Linked DNA regions of Homo sapiens: region 2 is linked to region 1. Evidence: chromatin loops called from intact Hi-C (ENCODE). Cell type or tissue: CD4-positive, alpha-beta T cell. All regions are shown on one strand. Links, peaks and the distances in the headings refer to the core of each region. The heading gives the core; the rest is flanking DNA.

Region 1 (15,914 bases), core at 2,702-10,701:
CCTCTGGACTGACCACCATGGCAGCGCTGAAGTGGTCTGGTTGGCCTGACTTGGGTATTATGCGTACAGCTGGATCATGTAGCTAGGGCAAGGGGCAGGTTTGAGGACCCAGAGCTGCTTCTGGAGGCCCACCCCTAAGTATCAGGCCCTCTAGGAAAAGAGCAGAGTGACCACTGGTCACCCCTCACTGTCACCACCACCCCACAAGTCTGGACTGGGCACGGGAAGGGGTGGAGAAACCCTCAGCTTTAGAGTGGGTGAAAGGAGTCGAAACCATCAGAGCCCCAGGGGAGACTCAAAGTAGCGGCAGGAGCAGTAATGATAGCAAAAACAGTGCCATTCATTGAGCACGTATCTTGTGCCAAGCACATAGAAAGCACTTTACACGTGCTATTTCTAATCCTTGCAGCAGCCTTGCATGGTAGGTGCTATTGGTCCCGTTTTGCAGTAAGAAAATTAAGACCCACAAACTTTATGAGATGCTTCTATAGCCTCAGAGCTCATAAATGCCAGAAATGGTGCTTCCATGAAGGGCCTGGGAAAGGGATGAAGCAGGATGAAGACAGTTGCTCAGGAGGTCACTTAATGCTCCTGCGACTCCCTGTGGCAAAGGGACTCAGCGAGAAAGAGCCTTTTTGGAGGGATTGTGCAGGGTCTCTGGTGGGGGAGGGAGCTGTAAGAAAAAGGCAGCCCAGAGGGAGACTGTGTGCTGGACTGGACCTGGAAAGTTTGGTGAGGACCACAGGTTCTTGGATTGCCTGGGACTGTCCTGATTTCACCCGGTATTTTGACATATGTGATAATGGCACCCCTTTCATTCACAAAAGCAGTGGTGTGCTGGTGAATGTATAAAATAGGGTTTCAAATACATATATACACACACATATGCATAATAAAATAATACATATTGCATATACATATACAATATGCAGTATATATTATTGTCTTATGCATATATGCATATACATGTAGTATGTATATACCATATATATACATACAATGTGTGTGAATATATGTCTATGTATACATATATGCAATATGTATTGTATTATGTATATATGCATACACATATAGTATGTATATACTATATATACACTATATCTATACATACAGTATGTGTGTGTGAATATATGTGAATATATGTGTATGTATATGCAATGAACTGAATGTTTCTGTCCCCCAAAATTCACATGTTGAAATCCTGACCCCCAAAGTTAGGAGATGAGGCCTTGGGGAGGTGATTAGGTCAATGAAGGTGGGCTTTCAGGAATGAGATTAATGCCCTTATAAAGGAGATCCCAGAGACTCCCTTGCCCCTTCTGCCATGTGAGGACACAGAGAAAAGACACCATGTATGCACCAGGAAACAGGCCCTCATGAGACAGAGAATCTGCTAGTGCCCTGATCCTGGGCTTGCTTCCCAGCCTCTCGAACCGTGAGAAACACGTTTCTGTTGTTTCTAGCCCATGCAGTTTATGGTATTTTGTAATAGCAGTCTAAAGGGACTATGACAATATATACACACATACATACACATATTTGAGATCAAGGCTGTGTAATACATGATTTACAATCAATAATAAAATATATGCTTTTCTTTAATGTAAATTTCACATAGCCATCGATTCTCATAGAATACAATTCTGTGAAAATTTTTGGTTGATTTTTGCTAAAACCTTGTATTCTTAGTCAACTTGTGGTTGTAATTCAACCATGATTTGTCAAATGGAGATGCATTCCAATCTGCTAATTCTTTTCCCAATAAGTTTATTGTTGCTAAATCTGATATGTGCGCTAACGTTAAACAATTTCTCATCCTCATGAAAATCATTTTCATTAAACAGAAACCTCTTTCAGCTGCAGCGCTACTCACTACAATCATGCTGCCTTCATAGAGTTGCAGGAATCACAGCATCGTCTCAGTGTGCATTATTTAATAATGGATGCGCTTCATACCTGGCTGCAGAAAATTGAGTGATCAGCTCATTGTGCATTGCCATGAGCAGCCAGGACAACCACACTGCTGTAAGAGGGTCCTATTTCTGCCAATAAACCATTGGCTCACCCTACTTTTAGAAGCTCGAATCTACTCCCTGTAACTGCAGTGTTGGTGACTGTGACACTGTATTCTTAAGGCACCAGTCAAGGGGAGAGTGGGGGGAAGAAAAGGCTATGGGGTGGGAGCCTGGCATCCTGTCTGTGACCTGGGCTCTGTGTAACCTGTGCTTGCAGACTTGTAAACCGCTCCTCACGGGTCAACAGACGGGGCCACTGAAGGACAGCATAGGAGGGGCTGCCCCTGGGAGCCACGTGGACTCTCTAAGGGCTGCAGCCTCTCACCTTCTTAAAGCCAGGGAGAAGACGTTCTCACAACTTCCTGTACTTGGAAAGAATCTGAAGAGTCTGGCTCTACGTATAAAACCAAGTTTATTTCACATTTTTAGAAACCTCACGGTGCAGGGAAAATGATCAGAGAATAGGGGTTTCGACTGCTAACTTGAACATTTGAGTGAGTAAGCTATTCAATCTCTAAATTTTCATGTCCAAGTTTTGGCTATAAAATGGAAATAACAAGGACACATATACTTAAAGCATGCAATTATGCGTTAAGTAGCAATCAAGTTGTAGCTAATTAAAAATTGAATGAGAAAATATGCATGAGAGAATCCTTGTAAACAGCAAATGCAATTTACACTGTTTAAATTTACCAGTGTTCAAAAGTGGGGGCATCAGTCAGGACAATCAACAGAACCGCTGCTGAAATTCCCACCAAAGCCACACACCAGAGCTGCAAGAATTGGGTCTTTGTTATGCTTTGAAATTTCCTGTTCGTGATTAGGACAAAGAAAAGATACAAACACTTAAGGCGGTTAAAAAAAAGAAATTCTCCAAAATTCCAGACAAAAAGCTTAATTTTCTCCAAGCTATTTTTTCCAGTTATTTTATTATTATTTTAGGAGGATGAGTAATGTCAACATAGGCCAGACACGGGGGCTCATGCCAGCACTTTGGGAGGCCAAGGCAGGCAGTTCACTTGAGGTCAGGAGTTCGAGACCAGCTTGGCCAACATGGTGACACCCTGTCTCTACTAAAAATACAAAAATTAGCCGGGCGTGGTGGCACGTGTCTGCAAACCCAACTACTTGGGAGGCTGAGGGAGATAATTGCTTGAGCCCGGGAGGCGGGGGTTGCAATGAGCTGAGATCACGCCACTGCACTACAGCCTGGGAGACAGAGTGAGCACCTAAATAAAAAAAAATAAAGTAAATAATAATAATCATGTCAATATAAACTATTTCCATAATGCTAGTCACCTTTACATTCCAAGATGATTTTTAATTCAGCAACTTTTTGTTGAGCACGCCCTTTGTATCAGGCATGGTCCTAGGCTCAGGGGATGCCTGACCTTGTAAAGTTCCAAGTGAGTAGCTCTCGAAAAACCACAAATATGTAGATTTTTATGTAAATCAATACTCAGTGTCAGCATCTAATTTCTGAGTGCTCAGATGTAATAATACTCTCCTGCAAGTTGTAAAACAAACTGGTTGGTGAGGCAATAAGGAGGTGCCCCGGTGTGTAAGAGGAAAGGACCCAGCTCCTTTCCTCTTCTGCAGAGGAAGAGGTGCAGAGCTTCTGCTTGCACAAGTCCGCGTTCAATAACACAAAGCAATAGGAGAGGCAAGATTCTGAGGAGGATTCTGAAAACACCATGCATTACACAAAAATGTGAAGCAAAAGATTGCATACATTTGGGTGGATGGTGGGAAGGGGGCGTTTGCTTGCTTGCTTTTATCTTAATTCTCCTTCCAAAATGGAATGTTTTCAGTCTTTGCTTGACTACAGCTGCTCACAGAAAACTTAGGACCAGTTACTTTTTTTTTGAGATGGAGTCTTGCTCTGTCACCAGTGCTGGGTGCAGCAGCACCATCTCAGCTCACTGCAGCCTCTGCTTCCTGGGTTCAACTGATTCTCGTGCCTTGGCCTCCCAAGTAGCTGGGATTACAGGCGTGCGCCACCACACCTGGCTAATTTTTGTATTTTTAGTAGAGATGGGGTTTCACCATGTTGGCCAGGCCGGTCTGGAACTCCTGTCCACAAGTGATCTGCCCGCCTCAGCCTCCCAAAGTGCTGGGATTACAGGCGTGAGCCACCACACCTAGCCCAGTTATTTCCTTTAATTAACAACATAATATTGATGGTCCATAACAAGCCAATAAAAGCAAAAAGACGCCTTGACATTCCACAGATCATAGCTCAATTTGAAACGAATGAAAAACATTTAAATGTAAATTAATTTGGTATGTTTGTAATTATTGTCTAAATAGATGAACAAGCCATATTTTACATATATTTCTAATCAATCAAATGACTACAAGAGAAATGACTACAAGAAAGTCTCTTACCTACTTTTGGGGAGGTTTTTTTTCAAGTACAGTAAGTCCTCACCTAACATCATGAATAGGTTCTTGGAAACTGCGACTGGCAAAAGTACGAATATAGACAAGATTTACGTACAGGTATGTTCATCCTGTGCTATCCGTTATAGAAGAAATATTGGTTATAAAATTATGTTTGTCAATAGATTTAAATATTAGGAAACCATTAAATGTCATGTTTTCAAATGGTAATATCTAGGGACTATACAATATAACGTTTACAAAAATAAACAGGACACAAAACTGTGTTTATAATACAATAAATAAAATGTGTTCTATGTAAGATATATAATGTATTTATTATATATAGTATTTGATTAATATATAGTATATTATTTATATATTATAAATACATACACATATATAGAAAAAAGCTGGAGGGAAATACACTCAAAATACTAACAGTAGTTTTCTCTAGGTGGCGGGATTATCAGTGATTTTTATATTCTTCCGATTGCTTTTTCTATTTTATCGGTTTTTCCACACGAGCCTGAAGATCTGCCAAAAAGGAAAGAATATGTTGGCCAGGCTGACCCAAGTTTTGTGGTTTCTGTGACAATTATACTTCTAATTCTAAAATAATAAACTGACATCATTTTTAACATCTTAGATATTTTATTGCAATAAGTAATATATTCATAATGAAAAATTTGGCAAGTACAGAAAAGTCAGAAGAATTAGGGAGAGAGCTGTGCAAATTTCCACCAGTCAGAAGGAAAGGCTGATACTGACATCCCACAGTTGTCTGAGTCATGGGGTATGTTTGCCATGGAAGTGCCTCATGAGCTGCCACTGGGGAGCCTGAGGACTGGCTGGGTCATGCAGTCTGGGTGAGATGCTGCAACAGAAACCACCCCCCACTACCAACCAACTTGAATCAATCCCCTTGTACATCATTAGAGTTTCACATAACAGTGCACCTGAAGAAAGGCTCCATCCATGGCAAAACAACAACAAAAAAAGCAACCCTTGGTTACCACCATCTTAAGCCTCTTCCCTAAAGCTAAGCATTTAGGTTGCTTCCAGTTTTTCTAACCACAGACTGGAAGCCAGAATAAATGTCTCTGTATAGTCATCTTTGCTCACATTCTGCCTCTGTGATGGAAATTTCAAGAAAAAAGTAACCATCATTTTCAAAGCTCTTGATATTTTCAAACTGCCCACACAAAAATCAACCTGTTTACCTCCCATCAACTTGCCCATCTAACCAAACCCTGCATGCATTGAGCACAATGTAAAACAATCTTTAATCTGATCGATTTAAAATGGAGTCCCTTGTTGTGCCTGTCACATTTTAAGGAATGTGTGTCCCTTGGGGATCTCTTCCAAGAACCCTTCCGCCAGTACAAGCTGCCATCCCGCCAGCCCCTATGTAGAGGACATGGCACCTTCCCACTAAAATGATGCTGGAGTTCTCCAAGTGGACTTGGGCTTGGATTTTCTTCTCACTAGGCTCCCAGGCAACCACATGATTGAACTCGCAGAAGGCCAGGCTGTGGAATAAGCTCCCAGGAAAAATGGCAGAAGCCAGGGTCTAACATACCCCGCTTCCCAAATACTCTAGAGCTAGACTCTGAGAATGGGAAGGCGTCCTGGAGAGCAATCATCTTTGAGGCCTTTGGCTACATAAATTACGGCTTTGACCCCTGGACCGGAAATAACTCTACCAGTTAATGATACAGCCGGGACCCAAACCTGGTGTCCTGGGAGTCTTAGCCCGGTGACTTCCCCACTACTGGCCTCCAACCCTGGCATGACGTCAAACGCAGCAGAAGTGAGTCCTGACCCATCACCCTTCTGTCTGATCACAGACCCTCCACGTAGGGTCCGTCAACATCATCGATATCTAATAACAATAAACAAGGCTTCTTGACCGAGGGGGCGAGCGGGGACTGAAATCTTCCTCAAAGACAGGGCCACAGTATAAAAGCAGAAAGAAAACAAACTGGGAGAGATGCTCCTCAAGCCGGAAGAGCTCTCAGAACTCAATTTTAGAAGTCAGCATGTGAATGGCCACAAGGGGGCGCGCTGTTTCCAAAATCTAGAAACTACAGTCCTAATCCCCGCGCCCCAACCGGCTTTCAGCTGAAATGGCTTCAGCTTTAGAACATCAAAGGGCTTGTGGCAAGGATTTGCTCACCAAATCCACTGGCTCCCATTCAGATTTTGTGCCAACCTACAGTCTACAGCTTGTAGTCACTAGGAGCTAAAGCTTTCAATTTTTGTCCCTAGATTATTGTTTTAAAAGTAAATACGGTACAATGGAGAAATACATACATGTGTGACATATATATACATATGATAATACATCATGTATATATGTATGTATACTTAAAACAAAAACACAAGTTAAAAAATGTGTATTATCAGCAACAGAATTTTAAATATATTTTAAACATATACAGTACATATTTAATATACACCATATAAATAGAATATAAAACATTTTTAATGTTTTAATATAAAATTATATATAGTACATATTTAAATATTTTTAGGTATATAAAATACATATTTATTGTATTTATATAGCATTGTTTACATTATATATTTAAAATTCTTTCTGTTGAGTGATAAACACATGCTTGAAAGCTCAAATTATATTTAAAACACCTATTAAATATATTATTATATTTATATGTACAGTAATATAATAAATGTATTTTATATATAATAATGATTTAAAGTACTTGTTTAAAATTCTCTATTGCTGAGTGATAAACACATGCTTCGTAACTTCTCTGGTTCTGTTTTATTCATTATAATCCTCAAAAACCCTGAAAGAAACAGAATAACCTTTTTATTGACCCACTCAAGTTATTTAATTTTTATGTTTCCCTAGCCCATATCTGTTCACGTATAGCTGAAAATAAAAAAGAAACGGTGGATTGAAATTGAAGGGAAATAGACAATAGTTATTGTTCCTAGCTTAATTGGGAGAGAAAGCCAGAGTAAAATAAGAGTCTATTGCAGCTAAGAGGAAGAAGTTCTTTAGTCTCAACCAAATATGTAAATATAACATCTCTCTTCTAATATTTTTAGTGCTAATTCCTAGTATAGAGCTGATTAAGGGTGGGGGAAGCACATATTTAATGGCCATTATTATGCTATTCTGAGGAAAATTCTCTCAGTGTCTAATATTTTAAAAATGGGTTTTAATTAGATCTTATCAGCAACCCTAAAATGCAACTTTTCTCACCCTCCAGAAAACAAAACAAAACAAAACAAAACTCACACCATCCCCAAAACTAGGCTTGATGAATAACCACATGGAAAATATGGAAAGATGTTTCATTAACCACACGGCAGATGGAACTAGGTGGGAGGAAAACCTACCACAGCTTCTCTTAATGGCATATTCAGGCTTTACTTCAGAAAAGGGAAGCATCTAAAAAAGATTGGAAGAATTTCTCACCACTCTGCAGGCAGCTGTCTCCTCCCAGCACCCAGGACCTGAACTCAGAAACTACCAGCAACACAGACGTGAGTCATTCTTGCTGCTATGCAGTTACCCTTAGTGCTGTCCACCCCTCGTCCCATCCCTCTTTTAATCTATATTCATTCAGAGAAAGGAGCTTAAAAAGCAAGCAAAGAAAAATCACCTGTGCGGAAAGTAGAAGAAACTGCTGCTGGCTCATCGCATTTTAGGAAAAACAATGCGCACGAGTAAAGCAGTCTTAGTAAGAGAAGAGTAGGAAAGAAACACGCTTAGCAGCATGTTAGAAACTAGTTTCTCGTGCCCTCCTTGGACTCAGAATACAATACCAGAGAACAATCAGATAAGGCAGGAAAAGTTAGAAGTTTGGGGAAATAGAGCTTCCGTAGGCAACTGTGAGGAATCAGGAACAGGCTGGGAGCAGGCACTGCCCACCTGTCCTACCCCGAGAGCACCAGGATAGGACTCCACACAGGAGGACCGGACCTCGATGATGAGCTCACCCTCGCTCTTAACAAGCACTGGCTCTCTACAGATGTCACTTCCTTTAAGGATGAGTAAATAAGGGAGGAAAAACTCTATGGGGCGGGGCGGGGTCTGGGAGGTAGTTTTTTGTAAAGCTACAGAAAATAGGAAAGAGACTTCATCTCAATGATTTAGAAGACTTTAGAAGACTCTAAAAATAATCTACAGGAGGACCCAAGAGATCCAACACGCTGGACTCCTCTATAGGATATCAAAAGGTATAACCTATATTAAACAAACAAAAAATCATAAGGAATAAGTAAAGATGAAAATTACTAATATGTGATGAACCAATGCTTTTAACAAATGTTTATTAAGAACCCATTATGAAGGCCTGGCCCAGTGGCTCACACCTGTAATCCCAGCACTTTGGGGGGCCAAGGCAGGTGGATCACTTGAGGTCAGGAGTTCGAGACCAGCCTGGCCAACATGGTGAAATGCCGTCTCTACTAAAAATATAAAAATTAGCTGGGCGCGGTGGCACATGCCTGTAGTCCCAGCTACTTGGGAGGCTGAACACAAGAATCACTTGAACCCAGGAGTTGGAGCTTGCAGTGAGCCGAGATCACACCACTGCACTCCAGCCTGGGCAACAGAGCGAGACTCTGTCTCAAAAAAAAAAAAAAAAGAGAACCCATTATGAGGCACGCACTGGGCTGGGCTGGAGAATCCAGACATGGGTAGAATGGACAAGATGCCACCTTTGAGGCAGCTTACACTTTGGTGAGGTTCACAGACAATGCACTAATAAATAATTCATAATGATAATTGCTAGTAATGAATCAAACCAGGGGCTGATTGGGGGCAGGTAGTACCTACTCAGATAAAATAGGCAGGAAAGGCTTCTGTAGTATTTCATCTGAGCCAGATATGGAAAGCAAGTCATGTATATTCCTGGCAGAGGAAGCAAATTGCTTTAAGGTGAGAAAGAGCTCCACATGCCTGAAGAACTGAAAAAAGACCCATGTGCCTGGTAAATGGCACAGCTGAATTTGGGGACATAGGCAGTGTCAGCTCATGCAGAAGCTTCACAGCTGGGAAAAGTGCTTTGAATTCTTAGTACAAAAGAAAGCCACTGAGAGTGTGAGTGTGTGTGTATTCAGTATGTATATGTGTGTGTGTATGCACATGTATACATCTGTACACACATACACATGCACACAGTTGACCCTTGAACAGGTGCCAACCCCCACCCGGCAGTTGAAAATTCACCCATAATTTTTGACTTCCCTAAATGTAACTTGTTGACCAAAAGCCTCAGGTACTCTGTTGATTGAAAGCCTTACTGATAACATAAACAGTTGATTACTTCATAGTTTGTGTGTTATATGCATTATATGCTGTATTCTTACAATAAAGTAAGCCAAAGAAAAAGAAATGTTATGGAGAAAATTTAAGGAGGAGGAGGAGGAGAAGGAGGGCTGGGTCTTGGGGTCTCCGGGGTGGTAGAGGCAGAAGAATATCCATGTGTAGGTGGACCTGCGTAGTTCAAACCCATGTTGTTTGAGGGTCAACTGTACATACACATGTTTAAATGTCTGCATAAACATCAATAACTCCAGCTACAGCATAGAGAACAGACTAGGAGGAGCAATGGGGGGGGGCGGCAAAAAGAAGGGTGAGATGGTGGCCCCGTGAACTGAAGTGATGACAGTAAAGATGGAGACAAAATGACCTTGAGAGAAATATTCTAGAGGTTGAAGCAACCTCAGCCGTGGATGGACGAGAGGAAGGCATAAGGAGCAGCAAGGCATCGGGCGTGATTTGGGTTTCTGGCTTGAGCAGCATGGCAGAGGACCACGAAAGATGGTCAGAGAGGCTCACAACGCCATAGCGAAACCGAAACCTCATTACAGGCAGCGAAGGCAGAACTGCAGGCGCAGAAAACAGAACTACGATGCCGAGGGCAAACCAGAGAGTCCCCAGCACACCGGGAAACAGGAACAGAGATGACAGTGGTGAGAAAGAAGGCGGCAGAGAACGCAGAGCTGCCTTGTGAACCAGATTGGCATTTCTGAAAAAGAAACCAGAGTAACTGAAGAAAAACAACAGTCAGAAATTTACATGCAGTTCCCAGAAATGAGCACCTGCGTCTAAAAGTGTCCACCCTTTGCCAAGGAAAATTAGAATCCAAAGTATGACTATTTCCTCCAGAAACGCTTGAATTTCCTAAATGAATAATCAAAAAACAATTTTAACGTACTTGTAGAGAAAAATGCAAAGTCAGTGTGGCAATTACCAGGAGACAGTGGAACTGTGTCTGTATTTTGAAGCTTAAGTATGACTCATGAATTCTACAGCAAGCCGATCTTGTTATTCATGTGAGCAAGCAACAAAAAGATATTGTCACATCTACAAGAACTAAGAAAATGTACCATCTACATGTCCTTACCCAACTCTATCTAACAAGGGTGACTCCAGAACAAAGTTATGACATAAAAGGAGTCAGTAAGAATATCTTAGATTTAGTTATAGAAGTAAGTCAAAAAAGTTTTCTGAAGAGACTTTAAGCAAATGAAATGTAAATAATACCAAAAAAAGGTATACAGTGTAAAAACATACTACTAATAAGAATTGTATCAAAAATCTGGAATACCTACAAAATTGGAAATATGAATGAAAAATTTTGATAGTAAGTGAAGATACTTGGTTTGTTTCGCATAGCTGCATAATTGCTATGGAGTAAATGAGTGGGGTGATGGTTTGAGAACAGCAGGGGGACCTACTTAAATAAAAAAGGTCTGAGAAGGTCTCTCTAAATAGCTGCACGTTCCTGACTGTTTTGCAAGTGGAGCTGAGGTTCTCTGAAAGAAGGATAAAACATTTACACATTACTCCAAAAGTATTTAATTAGGTCCAGTACTGACGCAGTTGGACCGGATCGCATACCAATATTGATCCGAGAATTAAAAGCGGGTTATCCCTTTATTCAGCTTTAGGTGATACACAGGTAGCCGCAGAAGATAGAACAGGCAGCTCCTATGTCTCATAGTAAAATAGGGGAATGTTTAGTGACTATTTACAAAACTGTTAGCATATAACTCAAGCTAAGTTGATACTTACTCTGTTTCTTGTTCTCACAAAGCTGAACAAAATATCTGCATACAAAGCAGGGCAAAGAGCTTTCCTGTATGTTGAAAAGTTTGTTTTCATAATTTCAAAGGCAGCTGGCCTATAGCCATTACACCAGGAGTATTTATTATAAGGAATTACGTTAGTTAAAATTTTTTGTTGTAGAATGTTGTTTGTTCACCTAAACCCACTAACAATGGTAAGTGCAATATCCGCTTAGGTCAGGAGTTGGGGAACTTTGTCTATAAAGGGTCAGATAATAAATATTTTTGGCATTGACACTGCCACTGTAGCATGGAAGCAATCATAGGAAATACACAAATGAGTGGGCATGTCTGTATTCTCTGTTATTTTCAAAACAGGTGGCAGGCTGGGTTTGGCCAGTGCGCCACAGTTTGCCAACCACTGATTTAGTTGATTCTTCCGAACCAGTCCCCTCAGTTTGTGAATTTATTTCTCTAGTGACCATGCCCCCTTCCCTGCCTTGGCCACTCTCACGCTCATATCCTGAGCTGTGATCAAACCATTATCAATAACTGCCACCCCCGACAACCTCAATTATATCTGCCCACTCTGGGGCCTCCACTTTTTATCTTTTTCATTCACTCCCTCTAGGACCCAGACTCAGATAGTCCTTTGACCCTGTGAGGTCCTTCAATACACAGCTCCTGCCATCTCTACACTGTCCTCCACCTACCTGATGCCCTCTGTCCTCTGTCCTCTCCCACAGCTCTTAACCCCATGGGAATTCACTGTAACCTCGCCCCCCACCCGTACACCATCAACTCCCTTGCCCCCTGGCTTTGTCACACTCTAGACAAAACCACAACCCTCACTAAAGCCAACTCTCCACATACCCTGCAGCTGAATGGGACTGGAGGAAATCCCCAAGCCCTGTTGGCAGGCCACCCCTTAATTCATCATCATAAATCTCAGATGGGCACTTTTTGTACCCCTTCCCTAATCCAGTCACCCTCCCACTCTGATTTCACCTCTTCTCTCTCTACAAACCACCAGCGTCTCCACGAGCACAAAGCCCAGCCCCTGACAGGGGTTATCATTTCATCATAAATCAGAAGCTATCAGAATAAAACTTCCACAAACACTGGCTGATCGGCCTTAACCACACCTCCTTCCCTGAACACACACCTGCTGAAGGCTGCTGCTTCCCTTGTGTGCTAAATCCATGGCCTCTTACCACTCCAGCAATTCCTACATGCACTCCAGGGTCTCTGCCGAGTTGTTATTATTATGAATATTCAAACAGCTACTATTTCTCCTATCTGTCTAATCCATCCATTGCATCCATCAACCTATCTATCCATCCATCAATTTTTCCATCGATCCATCTAGATATCCCTCTATCCACCTGTCTATCTATCCATCCATCCATCTCTCCATTTATCCATTCATCTGTTTATCCATGTATTCATCTATCTATCTATCTATCTATCTATCTATCTATCTATCTATCCACTTATCCATCTATCTATCCATCTATCCCTCTATCCACCTATCTGTCTGTCTATCCATCCATATATTTATCATCTATCCATCCATCTGTTTATTCATCTATCTGTCCATATATCCCTCTATCCATCCATCTATCCATCCATCCATTTATCCGTCTATCTGCGCATCTATCCATCTATCTTTCCATCTGTCCCACTACCCATCTATTTATCCATCCATCTGTTTATTATCTATCTATCTATCTATCTATCTATCTATCTATCTATCTATGTATTGATCTATCTATTTATCCATCAATCCATCTGTTTATCCATCCATCCATCCATCCATCCATCCATCCATCTCTCCATCCATCCATCCATCCATCCATCCATCCATCCATCTATCTCTCATTCTGTGTGGGAGCGGGGTGCATACCATAAGACACTGCTCTGAGGAGGACAAGAAGGTCAGGTAGAGTGCATTGTCTTCATCCAGTGGACAGAACCAGGGCAGGGGGATCAAAACTACAGCATAGCCACAAAGCAGCAGGATGGCCTGGAAACGACCCCAATCCCACTCTTCTAACTTTCCAAGCAGGTTCTGAAAGAACGTGAAGTCCAATCGTGCCAACTAAATTTGCTTTAAAAGGCAAAGAGCTTAGTCTGGTTTCCCACTACCTGGGGCCCATGCCCTGAGCCCAAGTCAGCCTGGAAGGAGAATTTAGATGCTTGTAAGAGAGACCTATGCTTTGTAAGCTCATCCACGTCTAAGCTTTTGAATTTTTCTTCCCATTTCCTTCTTGCTCTACTGAGCAATCTTCTGAAAAATCTCAACTGCCTTGGCTGAAATCAGTGGAAAAGGATACTTTTCTTTTTCAATATTTATACTGAAATAGCTCAGATGAGGCAAGCCCTTGGTGAGGCCAGGCATGGTGGCTGCTGGATTTGGGAGAACTTGACACATATGCAGATAGAAATTGAGGTGAAATGCAGGTGGGGACAAGGGAGGGGCTAGGAGAGGGCACCTGTATCAGCAGCAGCTTGAGTTGAGCTGCTTCCCAACCAGCCTGGCTTTCCCATGCTGGAAGGGGAAGGGCCTCTCCACTGCCCACAGAATTCCTGGAATGACTTTCCATGCTGGGAGAAATGAGGTGGGTGTTCACTCAGTGCCCTGTGCGTGGCATGGAGAGTGCTCTTGGAGGTCAGGTGGATACAGCTGGTCCCTGGGAAAATGGCAAAGGGGTAAGTTAACCTTTTTGGCACATAATCATGCTCTGCCCAAAACTGTGGCCATCCAGTGCCCACAGGCTCAAGGCTTCCTGCTGACTTGGGCGTCTTAGTATGGGAGCTCCCCTCCCCAAGGCCTGACCCAGCAATGCCCGTGTTCAGACTTTCCTAGGCCCTCAACCCTCTGGCTTCCCTCTTTTCCCACGTACATGGCTTGCTTTCTAATCTGCAACCATATTTTGATAAATACATCACAGGGTCAAATGAAATCCCCACCACCCGTTGTGTAAAACATTTGAATTGTTTGTAGATATGCCCAGTCTTGGAGAAAAAAATCAACTGTTGAGAATTTCTGGGTCATTTCCTCAGCACTGGATGTTCACTAGCAGATTTTAATCAACCCACACAGAGGCTTTGGAACTGTCATCTATGAATGTTACAGAAATAACAGAAATGGGCTTTCCGCTTCAGGGGTGGCCATCAGGGCCGGTAACCATGGTAATAACCAGAAGCACCCAAGCCACGTGGTGGATTCCTCTGGGCTCTGACCCGGGGGTCTTCATTTCTTGCACTCCCCTCCTGCTTTTATGTTTCTTTTACTGTCCTTTTTCCTCCTTCTTCTTGATTCCTTCCTGCACTCCGTACTCTGGAATTATTTCCAAAGGGCAGGAGCGTATCTGTGTCCCCTTGGTCCCCTAAGGCAGGCAGGCGTTTTTCTGCTTTGGTCCCTGCTGTGCCTGTAGTACTAGAACAGTGTCCAGCATACCACAGGAGCACGTTTGGTGAATGAATGAATGAATCAATCAATCAATCAATGAATCAGTCAGTCAATCAATCAATAAGGAGGCTAGCTGCCTGGGTACATAGTCACCATCATCACATTTAATACTCGCCAGGGTTACGGGTCAAAACCCGTGGGTTCTCCTGGCCTCACAGATGCATCAACAATGGGCAGTTTGGTTCTAGAATCTCATCCCTCCTCCAACAAAAAGCATTCATTGAGATGAAATAAAAGTGTCCCTTGTGACTCTACAGTTTCGGCTACCCTTCACTTCTCAGTCACTGTGAGCCAAGACCAGAGTTCTGACTCCTAGGAAGCCTCAGAGCTTGATGCAGCTTCCCGTCTGGGTTTCCAGAAACAACTGGGAGGCCAGTTGTTTTCTAGAGTTCTGTTTCCTCTGGCTTCACACCTATTCAGTCTATAAAAGTTGCTCAGCAGAAACCCCACCATCCCATCCCTATCTGTGGCTGTCGTAAAGGAGGCTGTCTTGAAGGCTGGGGGAGTCCTGCTGCCCTCCCACCTTCTGTTCCTGAGCTCTGTGCCTCCAGGCGGGAGGCAGCCCATACACCAAGGCAGCACTTGAGATCAGGTCTCCAGACATTCCCTGAACACCACTTGTGCACAAGCTCTTCTTTCTTTCTTTCTTTTGAGGCAGGGTCTCCCTCTGTCGCCCAGGCTGGAGTGCAGTGTTGCAATCTATCTCAGCTCATTGCAACCTTGACCTCCCAGGCTCAAGCAATCCTCCTACCTCAGCCTCCTAAGTACCTGGGACTACAGGAGCACACCACTATGCCTGGCTAACTTTTGGATTGTTTGCAGAGATGCAGTTTCGCCATGTCGACCAGGCTAATCTCGAGCTCCTGGGCTCAAGAAATCGGTCTGCCTCAGCCTCCCAAAATGCTGGGATTACAGGCATGAGCCACCACGCCAAGCCAGCAAGCTCTTGCAGCACAGAGATGAACGCCCCAAGGGGACACTTGGCC
Region 2 (15,914 bases), core at 4,447-12,446, 720 kb after region 1:
TTAGTAGAGATGGGGTTTCACCGTGTTAACCAGGCTGGTCTCAAACTCCTGACCTCGTAATCCACCCGCCTCGGCCTCCCAAAGTGCGGGGATTACAGGTGTGAGCCACTGCGCCTGGCCAATCCATACCAATTTTCTACAACGACACTACAGCTAATAAGAGGGCAGGATAGCAGGTCAGCCAGGCCCCGGAGGGCTGCTTAGGCTCCCCAGCATCCTCTGTGTCTTGTGTTTGGAATAAGAACCCACCCTTCCGGAGCCCTGGGATTATCATGCAATTGAGGGGAAAGGAGACCCCAACTGCGATGAGCCAAGTCTCAAACTGTTAACCAAAAAATAAAAAATGAGTCTGCAATTGTGCCCCAAGTAGACTGTAAGTAAACATGCCAAGTAGCTTATATTTTCTAAAACGTCTACAATAAACATATTTTAATTTTGTAATAGGAAACAAAACATATTAAAGTGGTTTTTAAAAGAGTATAGTTATTACTGATCAAAATGAAAACAAGCCCAATTTTTAAATTATTTCAAGTTATGCTTTTCTTTTTTCTTTAATTTTTATTTTAGGTTTGGGGGTGCATGTGAAGGTTTGTTACACAGGGAAACACATGTCACGGGGGTTTATTGTACAGATTATTTCATCACCCAGGTATTAAGCCCAGTACCCAGTAGTGGTCTTTTCTTCTCCTCTCCCTCTTCCTACCCTCCCCCTTCAAGTAGACCTCAGTGTCTATTGTTTCCTTCTGTGTGTTCATAAGTTCTCATCATTTAGCTCTCACTCATAAGTGAGAACATGTGGTATTTCATATTCTGTTCCTGCGTTAGTTTGCTAAGGATAATGGCCTCCAGCTCCTTCCATGCTCCCGCAAAAGACATGATCTCATTCTTTTTTATGGCTGCATAATATTCCACAGTGGGTATGTACCACATTTTCTTTATCCAGTCTGTCATTGGTGAGCATTTAGGTTGATTCCATGTCTTTGCTATTGTGAATAGTGCTGCAGTGAACATTTGCATGCATGTGTTTTATGCAAGTAGAGTGATTTCTATTCCTCTGGGTGTATACCCAGTAATGGGATTGCTGAGTGGAATGGTAGTTCTGCTTTCAGCTCTTCGAGGAATCGCCATACTGCTTTCCACAATGATTGAACTAATTTACACTCCCACCAACAGTGTGTAAGTGTTCCCTTTTCTCCCCAACATCGTCGGCATCTGTTATTTTTTGACTTTTTAATCATAGCCATCCTGATTGGTGTGAGATGGTATCTAACCGTGGTTCTGATTTGCATTTCTCTAATGGCCAGTGATGTTGACCTTTCTTTCATATGCTTGTGGGCTGCATGTATGTCTTCTTTTGAGAAGTGTCTGTTCATATCCTTTGCCCACTTTTTAATGGGGTTGTTTTTTCTTTTGTAAATTTAAGTTCCTTATAGATGCTTATATATATATATATATATATATATATATATATATATATATATATATGCACCTTTGTTAGATGCATAGTTTGAAGTTATGCTTTTCATAATAGCAAAAACATCTGTAAGCAATTCAAATGCCCAGCCATTCATTTGAAAGAATATATTCATTTGAAAGAATATATTCATTTGAAAAAATATATTCAAAGCCATTAAAATAATATGTAGGCCAGGTATGGTGGCTTACTCTTGTAATCCCAGTATTTTGGGAGACGCCGAGGCAGGAAGATCACTTGAGCTCAGGAGTTTGAGACCAGCCTGGCCAACACGAAGAAACCCTATCTCACCAAAAATACAAAAAATTAGCCAAGCATGGTGGCACATACCTGTGGTCCCAGTTACTTGGGAGGGAGGCTGAGGCAGGAGGATCACCTAAGCCTGGGAGGTGGAGGTTGCAGTGAGCTGAGATCGCACCACTGCACTCCAGGCTGGGGGACATTAAGACTCCGTCTCCAAAACAAATTAAAATAAATAAAATAAAATAATACATATATGGACTCTGTCAATATGTGGAAAAGTATGTATGAATAAAAAGAACAAAGACACATATTCGTTGATTACAACTGGGGAAAATTATGTTTATACAATGATAAGAATGAAAACAGTAGAGATAGGTAAATCGTTCAAGTTTTCAACTGAAAGAATTATTTGTGTTTAGGGAAGGTGTGAAGTGTAAATCTCTACAGAAAAAAAAGTTTCAAAATAGCAAATCTAATGGATGTGGGCTCTGTTAGGAACAGCATGGCCATGCTTTCAAACCTCCTTCAGGGCTGTCCTGGGCAACAGAGGAACGCTTTTGATCTGCTGTCTTGGCAAATTTCAAGTACACAATCCGTGATTATTAGCTACAGTCACCAGCTGAAGTGTTCTCAGCACACACACACACACACACACACACAAGGTAACTATGGGAGGTGATGGATATGTTAATTAGTTTGATCGTGTATATATTCACAAAGTGTATATATATATATGTATCAAAAGATCACATTGTATACACCAAATATATATGATTTGTATTTGTTAATCATACCTCAGTAAAGCTGGAAACATTTTTTTCAATTAAAATTGCCTCGAAAAGTAAAAATGAGAAGAATTATAAATATTTAGTAAATGTCAAGTGCTTTATTCATGGATAACAAAATATATTTATAGTGCAAAAAACAACAAGAAAGAACATAAGAAGTGAGTTCATGCTCTCAGCCCTCCCCCAGCTCCGCCCTCCCCGAGGTCCCAGTGTTCCGTCCTCTTTCTGTCTCTAACCTTCCACAGACCGAGTTCCCTGAACCCTTCTCTTAGCCTCGCCCTCTGCTCCTGGGAGACAGCCAACATGGATGGAGTCACGTCTGCTTATATCTTTAGCCAGGACTCACTAGAATGTTCTTATCCTTCTCAGGAAATAGGTTTTTTTCTTGTGCAATATTATTTTCTACTGCCCCCATCTCCAATTTGAAAAGTAGCAGGTGCTCATTATAAAAAGCTTCCAGTTTAAAAAATGTTGTAATATTATTTTAATCTTTTTTAGTGTTACATAAGAGCTGTACAAATCTTCAGGGCATATGTGATATTTTGACACATTGCTATATTGTGTAAAGGTCAAGTCGGGGAATTGGGTTATCCCTCACCTTAAATATTTATCTTTCCTTTATGCTGGGAACATTTCAATCATTCTCTTCTAGCTATTTTGAGTTGTGCAGTAGATTATTGTCAAATATGGTCACTCTACTGATCTATCGAACACTAGGTCTCATTTCTTCTATCTGACTGCATATTTGTACCCATTGATCAATGAGAGTTTATACATTTTCTGTATTATATTGGGGACCCGTCTGTTGTGTTCTGGGGCCTGCCCCATTCACAGCTGTCCCAAGGGGGTTTCTTACCCACAGTCTACTGAGCTGTGTGTCTGTTGACTCTGCCCCTGCCCTTGCCCGCTGGATTGACCAGGGCGGTCCCACAGTCACTCATGCTTTGTGGTGGGATGCAAGAGGCAGCAACAGTACTGCCCTCACTCACTTCTGCAAAACACTCGTGGCTGCTACCTTCTGCGTGCCAGGATTCCCAAAAGCCTCATGGACACTCTTTTAAAGCACTGCCTCCAAAGAAGGCCTTCTAAAAATACACGTGTGATTTTAAAATGTTCATGCACTTGGATCCCATGATTCTACTTCTGGAAATGTATCCAAAGGATATACTCATAGATATTCAAATAGAGACCTGTAAAAGGGACTTTCTGTGTGACATTATTACTTTTCTTGGGTCAGATTTCTTCTATGTCTATTTCTTGTTTCATGGCAAACTGTGGGTGAGAAGCCCGTCCGCATGGCTGTGAATGGAGCAGGCCCTGGAACTCAACAGATTGGTCCCCAAAATAATTCAGAAAATGTATACACTCTTGTTGATTAATACACAGTTAGATAGAAGGATCCAGAAGTAGCTTGGGTGCCAGCATCCTGTCAGCCCCAGGGCAGAGTGCCTGTCTCAAAGGCAGCAACCCCGGCTGGCGTGGCTGCAGCGTGGGCTCCTGTAAGGCTCTGCCCTGACTGCACTGCACTCAGGCCCTCTTGTCGGGAGCTGAGCGACGAGACACGCAGGACCGTCTCGCAGGACTGAGGGGTGCAGGAGAGCATTTGCCTACGACCCGCAGAGGGAAGGAACGAAGCAGAAGCCACAGAAGAGAAAAAAGGGAAGGGGAGGGTTTAGCTGGTGGGAGCAGAAGGAGAGAGAAAGAGAGAGAGAGAGAGAGAGACAACACTAGACTCCCAGCTTCATGAGGGAAGCGGCCAAGTGTGCCTTGTTCACGTCCACATGCCGGGAGATAAGCCGTGCCTGGCAGATGGAAGTCACTCCTTCAGAGTTTGTGGACTGATGGACAGACGGAAGAGAGAGCACAGAGCAGGCAGGGTGTCTGGAAGCCCCCCCGGGCCTGCAGCCTGCTGCTCCTGCAGATCTCTGAGGGGCTGCTGTTGCCATCATCCACATGGCCCCTTCCAGCCTCCTCTGCAGACAAGATTCCTTCCTGCCTTCCTTGTTGTCCCGCAGCCTCTTACGGTCAACCTCATCATGTAAGAGACCTGGATGGTTTTCTGGTTCCTGACAGCTCAGAGACCCCAACAGAGAAATGGTCAAGAAAGAACAAAGTAAAAGTCCTCCACGAGCCAGAGATGACCATTGTTTCCTCCTGAAAGCGTATTGTTCTGTGTTCTGCTTTTTAACACTAAACAAGTGAAATATTTCCACGCCACAAGTAGCCTTTCAAAATGCAATGTCAGTGGTTACATTTGGTTGCTCCATTCTTTAGGGTATCAGATGTTAGATGTTAGACATTCTGGTTTTTCTTGGAAGCTCGCTCTGTAAATAAATGATTCAACTTCTGGAATCATTCATGTGAAGACCAACATTCATTTGCATGTCTGCGCCCTGTGGTCCACACAGACCTGCACATGAATGTTTTAGCTGCTTTATTCCTGATTGCCAGACACCAGAAACAACCCAAATGCCCACCGATAGGAAAATGGGTCAACAAACTATAGGACAACACAATGGAATACTACTCACCAATAAAAGGAGCAAACAACCCATGAATGCAATACCATGGATGCATCGAAAAACATTTGCTAAATGACAGAAGCCAGGTGCAGATGGCCACACCTGTAATTCCATTTGTGTGACGTTCACAAAAGGCAAAACTACAAGCTGCAAAGCAGATCAGCGCTGCCAGGGGCTAGGGATTGCGGCAGGGGATTGACCACAAAGGGTAGCATGGGTGAACTTTTTGGAATGATGGGAAGCTTTTTTATTATGGGGGTGGTTACATGACTGTATACGTTTGGCAAAACTTATCCAGCTGTCTACCTTATAAGGATCAATTTTATTGTATGTAAAGTATACCCCACCTAAATCTGACCCGAGAAAAATAATAATGTAATGTAGAATATTCCTTTTATGGATCTCTATTTGAATATCTATGAGTATATCCTTTGGATATATTTCCAGAAGTAGAATCATCGGATCCAAGTGCATGAACATTTTAAAATCACACGTGTATTTTTACAAGGCCTTCTTTGGAGGCAGTGCTTTAAAGGAGTGTCCACGGGGCTTTCAGGAATCCTGGCACATGGAAGGGAGCAACCACGAGTGTTTTGCAGAAGTGAGGGAGGGCAGTCCTGTTGCTGCCTCTTACATCCCACCACAAAACATAGGCGACTATAGGACCTCTCTGCTTCCTGACCTCTGAAGTGTCAGGAATAAGCTGCCTCATTGACTCCCATCACTCCACCCCAAAGGCCAGAGCTCAGCACTGCCCAGCGTGGTACAATTGAACTTCCTGCCATGGCGGGAACTGTTCTGCATCTGTGCTGTCACATACACTAGCCACAAGTCACTACTGAGTACTGGAAATGTAGTTAGTACAAATGAGAACCTGAATTTATTTTTTTCAAGTTTTGTTAATTAAAAATTAAATTTAAGGCCAAGCGCAGTGGCTTATGCCTGTAATCCCAGCACTTTGGGAAGCTGAGGTGGGGAGATCACTTGAGGTCAGGAGTTCGAGACCAGCCTGGCCAACATGGTGAAACCCCATCTCTAGTAAAAATACAAAAAATTAGCCAGGCGTGGTGGCATACACCTGCAATCCCAGGTACTCAGGAGGTTAAGACAGGAGAATCGCTTGAACCTGGGAGGCTTGCAGTGAGCTGAGATTGCACCACTGCACTCCAGCCTGGGTGACAGAGTAAGACTCTGTCGCTAAATAAATAAATAAATAAATAAATAAATAAATAAATTTAAATAGCCACATAAGACAGGGCACAGTGGTTCATAGCCTGTAATCCCAGCACTTTAAAAGGCTAAGGCAAGAGGATTGCTTGAGGCTAAGAATGTGAGACCAACCTGGGCAACATAACAAGATTCCCATTTCTAAAAAATAATTTAAAAATTAGCTGGGTGTGGTAGTGCATGCCTGTAGCCCGAGCTACTTAGGAGGCTGAGGCAGGAGGATCACTTGAGCATGGGATGTTGAGAGAGCAGTGAGCTATGGCCACACCACTGCACTCCAGCCTGGGCAACAGAGCGAGACCCTGCCTCTAAAAAATGAATAAATAAATAAATAGCCAGATGAAGCTAGTGGCTACCATACTGGACAGTGCAAGTCTACAACTCTAGACTTGCAGGAGAAATGGAAGGACCAATAAGTAGCTTGGCAGCCAGCATCCAGTGAGCCAGCTATAGGGCCCACTCTGACTCTCTCTAACCTTGCTGTGAACACTGGGCCTTCTGCCTTATACCCCAGTACCAGGAAACAGAGTCCTGTTTTGCTCCTCATGCTGGAGTATCTGCCTCAGTTCCCTGCCCCTGCTCCAGAGCTCCTGCCCTGCTCCCTACACCCTTCCCCGGAACGGGAATCCTGACCTTAGACCCCTTTGCAGGTTTGATGCCAGTGCTCCAGGTAACATCTGGATGCACCTGGCATCCGCCTCTGGCCCTCTCGGGCTGTCTGCCTCCTGCCTGTATGGGTTTCCACATTCTTTGCTGCCAGGACTTGCCTCTGTGGGAGCGTGGATGGTTCAATCAGCATTGGAAGCAGGATCTTTATGGTGGGTAAAAAAAGCTGCACCTCAACCCTTGCCACTGTCACTTATTACACTTGCAAAGAGATGTGAGGATCTGGTGGCAACTCTGACTTCAAATAGCTCACACAGCCTTTAAAAGCTCCGAGTGATCTGCCTGCCTTCACCTGTCTCGAGAGCTTCAGCTACTCCCCAGCCTCCAAAAATCCCCAAATCTCTCGCCAAGTTGGACTGAGCTCCACTCCTCCATTTCCAGCAACCTGGACATCCCTACTAAATTTTCCACATGTGCCTCCAGCCCACAAGCCTCAACACAGAACTCTCAGCTCCCTCAGAAGCACCCGTGCAATCTCCCAAACTGGCAAGCTGAGAGTCATCCCTCCTCCCTGTCTTCCTCCATCCCCAGCCAGCTGGTCCCCAAACCCATAGACACTGGGTCAGAAATAAGATTTGGGCATCCTGCCTGACTGTCTCTGAGGCTTCCACCTACTCCCTGGGCTTATTGCAGCCCTCCACCAACAGACTTCCTTGCCTCCAGCCTCCAGCCTCCACCTCTCCTGCCCTCCACTCTGCCGCAGGGTTGCCTTCCTGAGACCAATCTGTTTAAGGCCATCAAAGGATCCATTCAAACCCTGCAGCCCTCAGTGTCTGACCTGCAGGCCAACTGTGCAGTTCTTCTCCCACCAGCCTCCCAGCTGCAAGCCCTCCAGCCACTCTCCAAGGTGTGCCTGCTGCACCCTTCACACTCTGTGCCTGATGCTAGCGTGCCTCCCTTTCTGGCAAGCTCACTCATCCTTTGAGGCCCTCCAGGAAAGTTTCCCCAGCACAGCCACATCTCTTTCCCCCAGCAGCCACATCTCTTAAAGCCCTTGCACAATTTTTCATTTCTCCACGAGTGTGAGTGCCTCCCACTAGACCCTGAGTTCCTAAAGGGCAGGAATCCAGACAACAGGCTGATGATTAAGTGTGGGCTAGTAGTGGGGGTGCCCAGAGCTGTGGCTCCCATGGGACCCTAGAAACTAGACATTAAGTAATAAAAATGGCTTTGGATCGTTACAGTTAGGAGCCTACCCCGAAAGACGCCTAGCATCCTGTTTCTCCGCATCATCCTCAAAGAACCGTCTCCATGGATCTGACTCAGCAGTGGTCCCAAGCACAGGTCTGGGGCGGCTCCCGGGAGATGTGTGCCCGCTCACCCACCCTCCCGAGACCGTCCTGCAGTTCAATCACGCTCTGCATCTATTCTAGGCCACGCTCATTTCCTGTGGTGGAAATTGGTTTTTGACAGTGTTCCTTTCCCATTTAATCTCTCCATGTTAATTACAGCCAATCCTCTTAGCTCAAGGATGGCTCTTCCTCTGTGTCAGACGAGTGGCTCTGCCAGCACACAAGCCCCGCCCCTTCAGGAAGCCCCGCCCCTCCACGGCCCACCGGGCAGGAAGCTTCCCACTGTGGCTGACTCTTCCCCGCACCTGCACTCCGGGAAGGATGTGCAGGGACGCAGCCCTCCAGATGGGCTTTGCAAACCAAGGGGACACCTAGTGATAAAAGGGATGAAAAGCAACCGTGACAGGCCCAGAATGTTCTTTTGAGTCTTTCCTTTTTCTTTATTTTTCAGGGTTTGTAAAATGTATTGTTTAGGATGAAGCACTACAGATCAGAGCCTCACCACGTGTTTTCGATCTGGTGTTTCTAGGGAAATTGGCTTTGATCGCCGTTTCAACTGCATTGGATCTATGAGGGCGTATTTAAAAACAAAACAAAAAAGCTTCTTTTCAGAATTCTCCATCATCATCCTTAAAACGTATTTTTAGACATCTTATAATTTGCAGGGCACGGTTAGTACTTGGCAAAATAGAGGCAACAAGAAGTTGGGGAAGGAATCTCAGCTCGTGTTCAGAAACTGCAGTTTCATTCCGGCCCCATGGCATGTCTCTGTGGCTTTGGGAAAGTCAGCCATCTCTCTGAGCCTCAGTGTCCTTAGCTGTCACATGAGGCTATGGAACTACAGGATCTAACATTGTATAAATGGGTGATAAATAGTCTTGCAATTGATTATTATATAGACGTCTTGGGGGCTGGTAGAAATGAGAGGGGCTGGAGGTGGAAGAAAAACAGAATTTGTCCTTGGTAACCTTTCTGGTGCATGAGCACTAGTCATGTGGGGACCAGGGAATGGACACCCGTTTCCATTTTGCAAGGCTACCTATGAATTATGCATGTCGTACACACAGGCAAAAGGGATGGATAATTACCAGTTTGACCTCTGAGAAGAGAGACACTGGGTGAAAGGAATGTTGTTTGCTAGAAAGGGTAGAACAGGGGGTTTTCAGATCTGTTTAATAAAGGAACTTTACTAATCATCTAGTCTACACCCACCCACCTAATAGACAAATAAAGCAACACTCAGAGTGATTTAAGTGATTGGATCAAGAGCACACCATTAGTGGTAAAGTCAGAGGAGTCCAGTGCTAGGAAAAGCCATTCTAAATAACAAGAAACCCATGGCTTTTACAACCAACTCATGTGATGCTAGACAGTCTGGTTTCCACATCAATGTTGACAAAAGTCATGTAAAGCAACGTAAAAATGTGACAAATGTTACCAACCATTGTCTGTGCATGCTTCAGTCATGCGCAGAGCCTTGGATATCCTTGAGAGAGCAGAAGAGAGACATGGTACCTAGGTCCCCAGGGAGAGGGAGAGGCAATTCTTGGGATGCTATTTGTTTCTTGGACACAGAGTCTAACCAAGGACCGAGGCCCGTGTCCTCTAGAATTTTGGACTAAGTCACAAAACTTTTTATTTTAAAATTTCTAATATTTGTATCCAACAAATAGAATGCCTATACCACTGAACTTTTCTCCCCAAGTTTTTGCATAATGAAAGAGGTCAACATTACTAGCCTCATCTCTTCACTCTCCTCCTCCCTCACCTTCCACTTGCTGGTAGCCTCCTTGTCCCTCCCTGAAGATGGCAACCACAGCGTCTCCGCACCTCAGCACCTACACGCAGGCTGCTCCTCTGCTCAGGATACTCCAGAATCTACCCCATCCACTTCTCGGTCATCTTCAAGTTTCTGCTCAAATATCATCTTCACTGGAGGCCTTCCCTGACCATCCTATCTAGGATACAACCCCACTCCTGGTTCCTTTTCCTTTGCATTTTTTTTTCCTTGACACTCATCACCTTCTAATATTTTCAGTTTTGTGTGTCTCCCTTCAAGTGTGTAACCTTCATGAAGATCAGGGCTTGGCTCTGTTTTGTTCCCTGTGATGCGCACAGGTCCCAGCATGGTGTCTGCCAGATAGCGCTGGATATTTTTCTGAGTGCACACAAGCTTTTCTTCACTTTCTGGTTTTTGTTCCTGCTTGCCTCTGCCTTCTAATCTCTTTCCCAGACTTGCTCAAGTCTCACCCCCTAACTAGAAGTGGATTCATTAACTTCACAGCTAAAAGAGCATCGTTTCCAGTGTCCTCACTTGAGAAAACCAAAAAGGCTAACGGCACAGACCCAGGACTTGAACTTGGATGTTATGTTGCCTCCCAGCCACGGCTCTCCCCACAGTCCCGGATTCCTCCAGCCTGGTGTGCACCTTCCTTCTTCCCCCAGGTCTGGCCCTGTCTACCTGTATGTGCCACGCCTTCTTACACCTCATCTGAGCAACGCTGAATCCTGATTCTGCCACAACTTAAGCATGTGGCCTTGGACAAGTGACTTAACTTCTCTCGGCCTTGGGCTTCTGCCTTCTCAAGGGAAGAGTAACATCTACCTCAGAAGATGTTCACAAGGCTCAATTAAAATGAAGGAAGCACAGCCCTCTCCTGGCCAAGGCTCAGTGCCTGGCTGTTCCTTTTCCTTTCTCTGGCTTGTGCGGAGATGGTCATTTGCTCAACAGAAATGTTAAGTTTCTCAAGGTCTCTCTGTTGTCCCCATCCCCAGGCCTAAGCTCCTAGAAGACAATGAAGAAATCCTTGGGGAATGAAAATGAGTTTTAAAGGGAGGATGGCAGGAAGAAGGGCCTCTATAAGGTGGGCATCTCACTATCAGGGCTGGCTCATGGATTCTAGCTTGCAGGCCTGGCACCCCTTAAGATTAATGATGAAGATGAACAAGGCCTCCAAGAGGCCAGGTAAGGCAACATGAGACATTTTCCACCTTTCTCAGGGGGCAGCTTGTTGGCAAAACATCTCAATTTCAAAAGTCACCCTCAAGGTAATGGAGCAGGAATCCTGATTTCCTTAGAGACTACCATGATGAGCATTTCTCAAAGTCCGCTCTTCAGTATTTAAAAAGAAAAAAACAAGCGAGGGTGTTCTGTGATTTTTAAATGGTTTACAAAATACTAGGTTAAAGAGTTACCCAACTGCATTTATGCAGGACTTCTCAGAGACTTTGCCAAGTTTATGTACATTATGACTCTCCAAGAGGGATGGAGGTATATGCACGCTGAAACAGTTTCCCAGTGTATTCGGTCAAGATACCCTTTCTTTACAAGGAGCAGCTGTTATGCTATACACCACATTCTATGGAAATCCAGCTCTAGACAAACTCAGATTGGGGCATAAAAGCTGAACCTGGAGAAATGAAGTGGCTTAGCCAAGGTTAAACAATGAATGGCAGAACCAGGGCCGCAATCCACTGCCTGGTGTGATTCCCAGTGCTCTCCCTTCTACATGGCACTGAGGTTGGTGAAGGCCTTCAAATCAGACCAGCTCTAGTGACAGAGTCTGGGGTTTTCACTGGAGAAAATAAACTGGCATGAAATGTAACCAGCGAGATGGCTTACTAGTGATAAGAAAGTGTGCATGTGAGTGTGTGTGAGTGTGAGTGTGCGTGTGAGTGTGGATGTGTGAGTGTGCATGTGAGTGTGAGTGTGCATGTGTGTGATTGTGGATGTGAGTGTGCATGAGTGTGCATGTGAGTGTGTGAGCGTGAGTGTGCGTGTGTGATAGTGTGAGTGTGCGTGAGTGTGTGCATGTGTGGAGTGTGCACGTGTGTGAGTGTGCCCGTGAGTGTGTGCATGTGTGTGAGCGTGAGTGTGCATGTGTGATAGTGTGAGTATGCGTGTGTGCATTTGAGTGTGTGGAGTGTGCACGTGTGTGCCCGTGAGTGTGTGCATGCCTGTGTGAGTGTGCATGTGAGTGTGCGTGCGTGTGTGCATGTGTTTGTGTTTTGCAGGAGTAGCAGCAACAGCACTGAAAGACCTATTCCCACTCAAGATGGTTGTATGGTCCCTGCAAGCTCTGGTGAAGGAGGATCTCCCCCAGCCCTCCCCTGGCTTTACCTGTTTCCGGGAATGGTGGGTGATAAACTGAGCTTTCATCAATGGTGAGTGCACACCCTGGCCCAGTGTGGAAGGCTGAGTACAGCCCCTAAAGATACGCATGTCCTCATCCCCAGAACCTGTACATGTCACCTTATATGGCAAAAGAGACTTCGCAGATGTGATGAAGTTGAGGGTTTTGAGATGCAGAGATGCTCCTGATTATCCAGGTGGGCCCAGTGTCATCACAAAAGTCCTTGTGGGGAGGTGGGGGAGATCTGATCACAGAACAGGAGTAGGGACTGTGATGATGGTAGCAGAGACTGGAGGGACAGTTTGAAGGCAGAAGAAGGGGCCACAAGTGCAGGAATCAGGGTGACTGCTAGAAGCTGAAAGGGCAAAGCGATTCTGCCCTGGAGGCTTCAGAGGAGGCCAGTCCTGCCAACACTTCTACTTTAGCTCCATGAAACCGATTTTGGACTTCTGAATAAATTTGTGTCATTTGAAGCTACCAAGTTTGTGTAATTTGCTACAGAAGCAATAGAAAATGAATACATGCAGTATGATGAGAACATTCCCAGTCCACTCTGAGAAGGTTGTGCCGCCCAGATGAGTGCTGGTGACAGGGAGCCCGGGGTGGTGTGACAGGCTCATGTATGCAGCTGGGTCACCCCACATTCTGGGAACCACCCAGAGGTTTGCTCCGAGCATTGTCCTCGGTCACAGCTTCCTATGGAGAGAGTGGGGCCACATCAGTCTCCCACTCAGAGGTAAAGACATCTGTGTCTCCTGCAACGTCATCAGTTTGTCCCTGTGGCAAGCAGCAGGGAGTGACTGATTTGTGACACCACGCCTTACCTGTGTGACTTTCAATGATTGTTTTCCTAGGCAGCATTGCAGCTGAGCCGTCGGGCAAATGAGAGCCAAGCAAGTTGGAGCTGCCCGGGAACTGGATGTGCTTGCTTAGAAAACATTTCAACATTTCCAAGGGTATAGTTTCTCCCACATACTCTGGAACGCTTGGAAACCACTTTAATTAGCATTGTTTGCCTGTCTGGCTGCCTTGGGTCTTTGGTTTGCTGAGGGCTGCTTGGAGGCTATGCCCTCCTCTCCAGCCCCTGCGTTGGGAAGTCACAGGAGACCGGAGCTGCGCACGACATCACAGCGCCGAATTCTGACCCAATCTGAATCAAATGTCACCCATACCCTGTCTTCAACCAACAAAAGAGCAACGAAGCCAGAGACATCATCTTCAGCTGCCTTGGCCTGTAAGGAATTCATTCTGACTTGAGAGGTGCTTTAACACTTTCACATGTAATTGTGTCCAGAATTGGTGGGTTCTTGGTCTCACTGACTTCAAGAATGAAGCCGCGGACCCTCGCGGTGAGTGTTACAGCTCCTAAGGTGGCGCGTCTGGAGTTTGTTCCTTCTGATGTTCAGGTATGTTTGGAGTTTCTTCCTTCTGCTGAGTTCGTGGTCTCACTCGCTCAGGAATGCAGCTGCAGACCTTCACGGTGAGTGTTACAGCTCTCAAGGCAGAGCGCCTGGAGTTGTTCGTTCCTCCCGGTGGGCTCGTGGTCTCACTGGCTTCAGGAGTGAAGCTGCAGACCTTCGCAGTGAGTGTTACAGCTCATAAAAGCAGTGTGGAGCCAAAGAGTGAGCAGTAACAAAATTTATTGCAAAGAGGGAAAGAACAAAGCTTCCACAGTGTGGAAGGGGACCCCAGCGGGTTACCAATGCTGGCTCGGGCAGCCTGCTTTTATTCTCTTATCTGGCCCCACCCACGTCCTGCTGATTGGTAAAGCCGAGTGGTCTGTTTTGTCAGGGCGCTGATTGGTGCGTTTACAATCCCTGAGCTAGACACAAAGGTTCTCCAAGTCCCCATCAGATTAGTTAGATACAGAGTGTCGATTGGTGCACTCACAAACCTTGAGCTAAACACAGGGTGCTGATTGGTGTGTTTACAAACCTTGAGCTAGATACAGAGTGCTGATTGGTGTATTTACAATCCCTGAGCTAGACATAAAGGCTCTCCAAGGCCCCACCAGACTCAGGAGCCCAGCTGGCTTCACCTAGTGGATCCTGCACCAGGGCTGCAGGTGGAGCTGCCTGCCAGTCCCGTGCTGTGCGCTCGCATTCCTCAGCCCTTGGGTGGTTGATGGGACTGGGCACCGTGGAGCAGGGGGCGGCGCTCATCAGAGAGGCTCGGGCCGCACAAGAGCCCGTGGAGGGGGTGGAAGGCTCAGGCATGGCGGGCTGCGGGTCCTGAGCCCTGCCCCCCCGGGAAGGCAGCTAAGGCCCGGCGAGAAATCAAGCGCAGCGCCGGTGGGCCGGCACTGCTGGGGGACCCAGTACACCCTCCGCAGCCCTTGGCCCGGGTGCTAAGTCCCTTATTGCCCGGGGCCAGCAGGGCCGGCCGGCTGCTCCGAGTGCGGGGCCCGCCAAGCCCACGCCCACCCGGAACTCCAGCTGGCCCGCAAGCGCCGCACGCAGCCCCGGTTCCCGCTCGCGCCTCTCCCTCCACACCTCCCTGCAAGCTGAGGGAGCGGGCTCCCGCCTTGGCCAGCCCAGAAGGGGGCTCCCACGGTGCAGTGGTGGGCTGAAGGGCTCCTCAAGTGCCACCAAAGTGGGAGCCCAGGCAGAGGAGGCGCCGAGAGCGAGCGAGGGCTGTGAGGACTGCCAGCACGCTGTCACCTCTCAAAATCACTACCTGCGCCTCAGATTTGACAGTGAAGTGTTAGGGGTTAGATTATGCAGTGTCAGGGCAGGCTATATGGAAGTGATAATGATGTCATAAATGACAAGTTGCATTTCTTTCTTCCAATGACATACTTGCAACTTAATCAATTGCCTTTTTATTTCCCCCAATCCACAGATTTGTTAAACTATTCTATCAGATGAATATTTTGCTTATGTTTTATGCAAAAGAGGACTCACAGAATCTGAAATGTGAAACACAGGAAACTGACGTTCAATGGGCAGGCTACACAGAGGCTGGTGCAAAGCCATCACCTCTAAATTAGAACTAAATTACTAAATTATAACTAAAACTATAAAATAGACTCAGGCTGTTGAAACCATTGAAAGCAGCACACGGCATTGTTAAAGTCATCAACTACTATATTTATTAAGTGTTTTTGGGTTTTGTTTTTCTTTTTGAGACAGGGTCTCACTCTGGCACAATCTTGGCTCACAGCAACCTCTGCCTCCCAGGTTCAAGTGACTCTCCCACCTCAGCCTCCTGAGTAGCTGGTACCACAGGCACACATCACCTGTGTGCCTGGCTAATTTTTGTATTTTTCCGTAGAGACAGGTTTCACCATGTTGGCCAGGCTGGTATCCAACTCCTGACCTCAAGTGATCTTGCCCACCTCAGCCTCCCAAAGTGCTGGGGTTACAGGTGTAAGCCACCACACCCAGACTATTAAGTGTTTTTATAAACGCTTAGATTTTAAGAAGTGCTCACATTTTGAACTCTAACAGAAAGCTTAGGGATAGACAGGCTTGGCGACAGTTTGGAGAAAGATTCAATGTGAACAGATAAAACCTTTCAAGGTGGCGATGACTGAAGGTATTACTACAAAAGACTGTAGGATGAGTGCC

The links. A loop is a pair of places that touch in the nucleus more often than their neighbours do. Peaks named below come from ENCODE experiments on the same cell type or tissue, not always from the same donor. Only the 100,000 strongest peaks of a DNase experiment are listed, where the experiment ranks them.
Region 2: it touches region 1 in a loop (2.3-fold over the local background); 7 of 110 quality-filtered maps call a loop at or near these places.

Annotation. Positions count from the first base shown.
Region 1 is chr4:184,257,872-184,273,785 of GRCh38, forward strand. LOC105377582 (a long non-coding RNA gene) reads right to left here. Exons shown (of 6, transcript XR_939552.3): 5 at 7,127-7,213; 6 at 4,758-4,934. LOC105377584 (a long non-coding RNA gene) reads left to right here and starts at 7,775. Exons shown (of 2, transcript XR_007058414.1): 1 at 7,775-7,919. RefSeq lists enhancers at 6,704-6,773, 7,952-8,031, 9,932-10,421, 10,027-11,226, 15,882-15,914. In CD4-positive, alpha-beta T cell, for the core only: CTCF peaks have their summits at 6,482 (motif pointing right) and 6,681; DNase peaks (open chromatin) are centred at 6,490, 7,910, 10,280 and 10,680; H3K4me3 peaks cover 1,424 bases; H3K27ac peaks cover 1,737 bases.
Region 2 is chr4:184,975,642-184,991,555 of GRCh38, forward strand. LINC02437 (long intergenic non-protein coding RNA 2437) reads left to right here and starts at 13,706. Exons shown (of 2, transcript XR_001741949.1): 1 at 13,706-13,825. RefSeq lists an enhancer at 8,354-8,648. In CD4-positive, alpha-beta T cell, for the core only: no CTCF peak of the experiment used is centred there; a DNase peak (open chromatin) is centred at 8,500; H3K4me3 peaks cover 895 bases.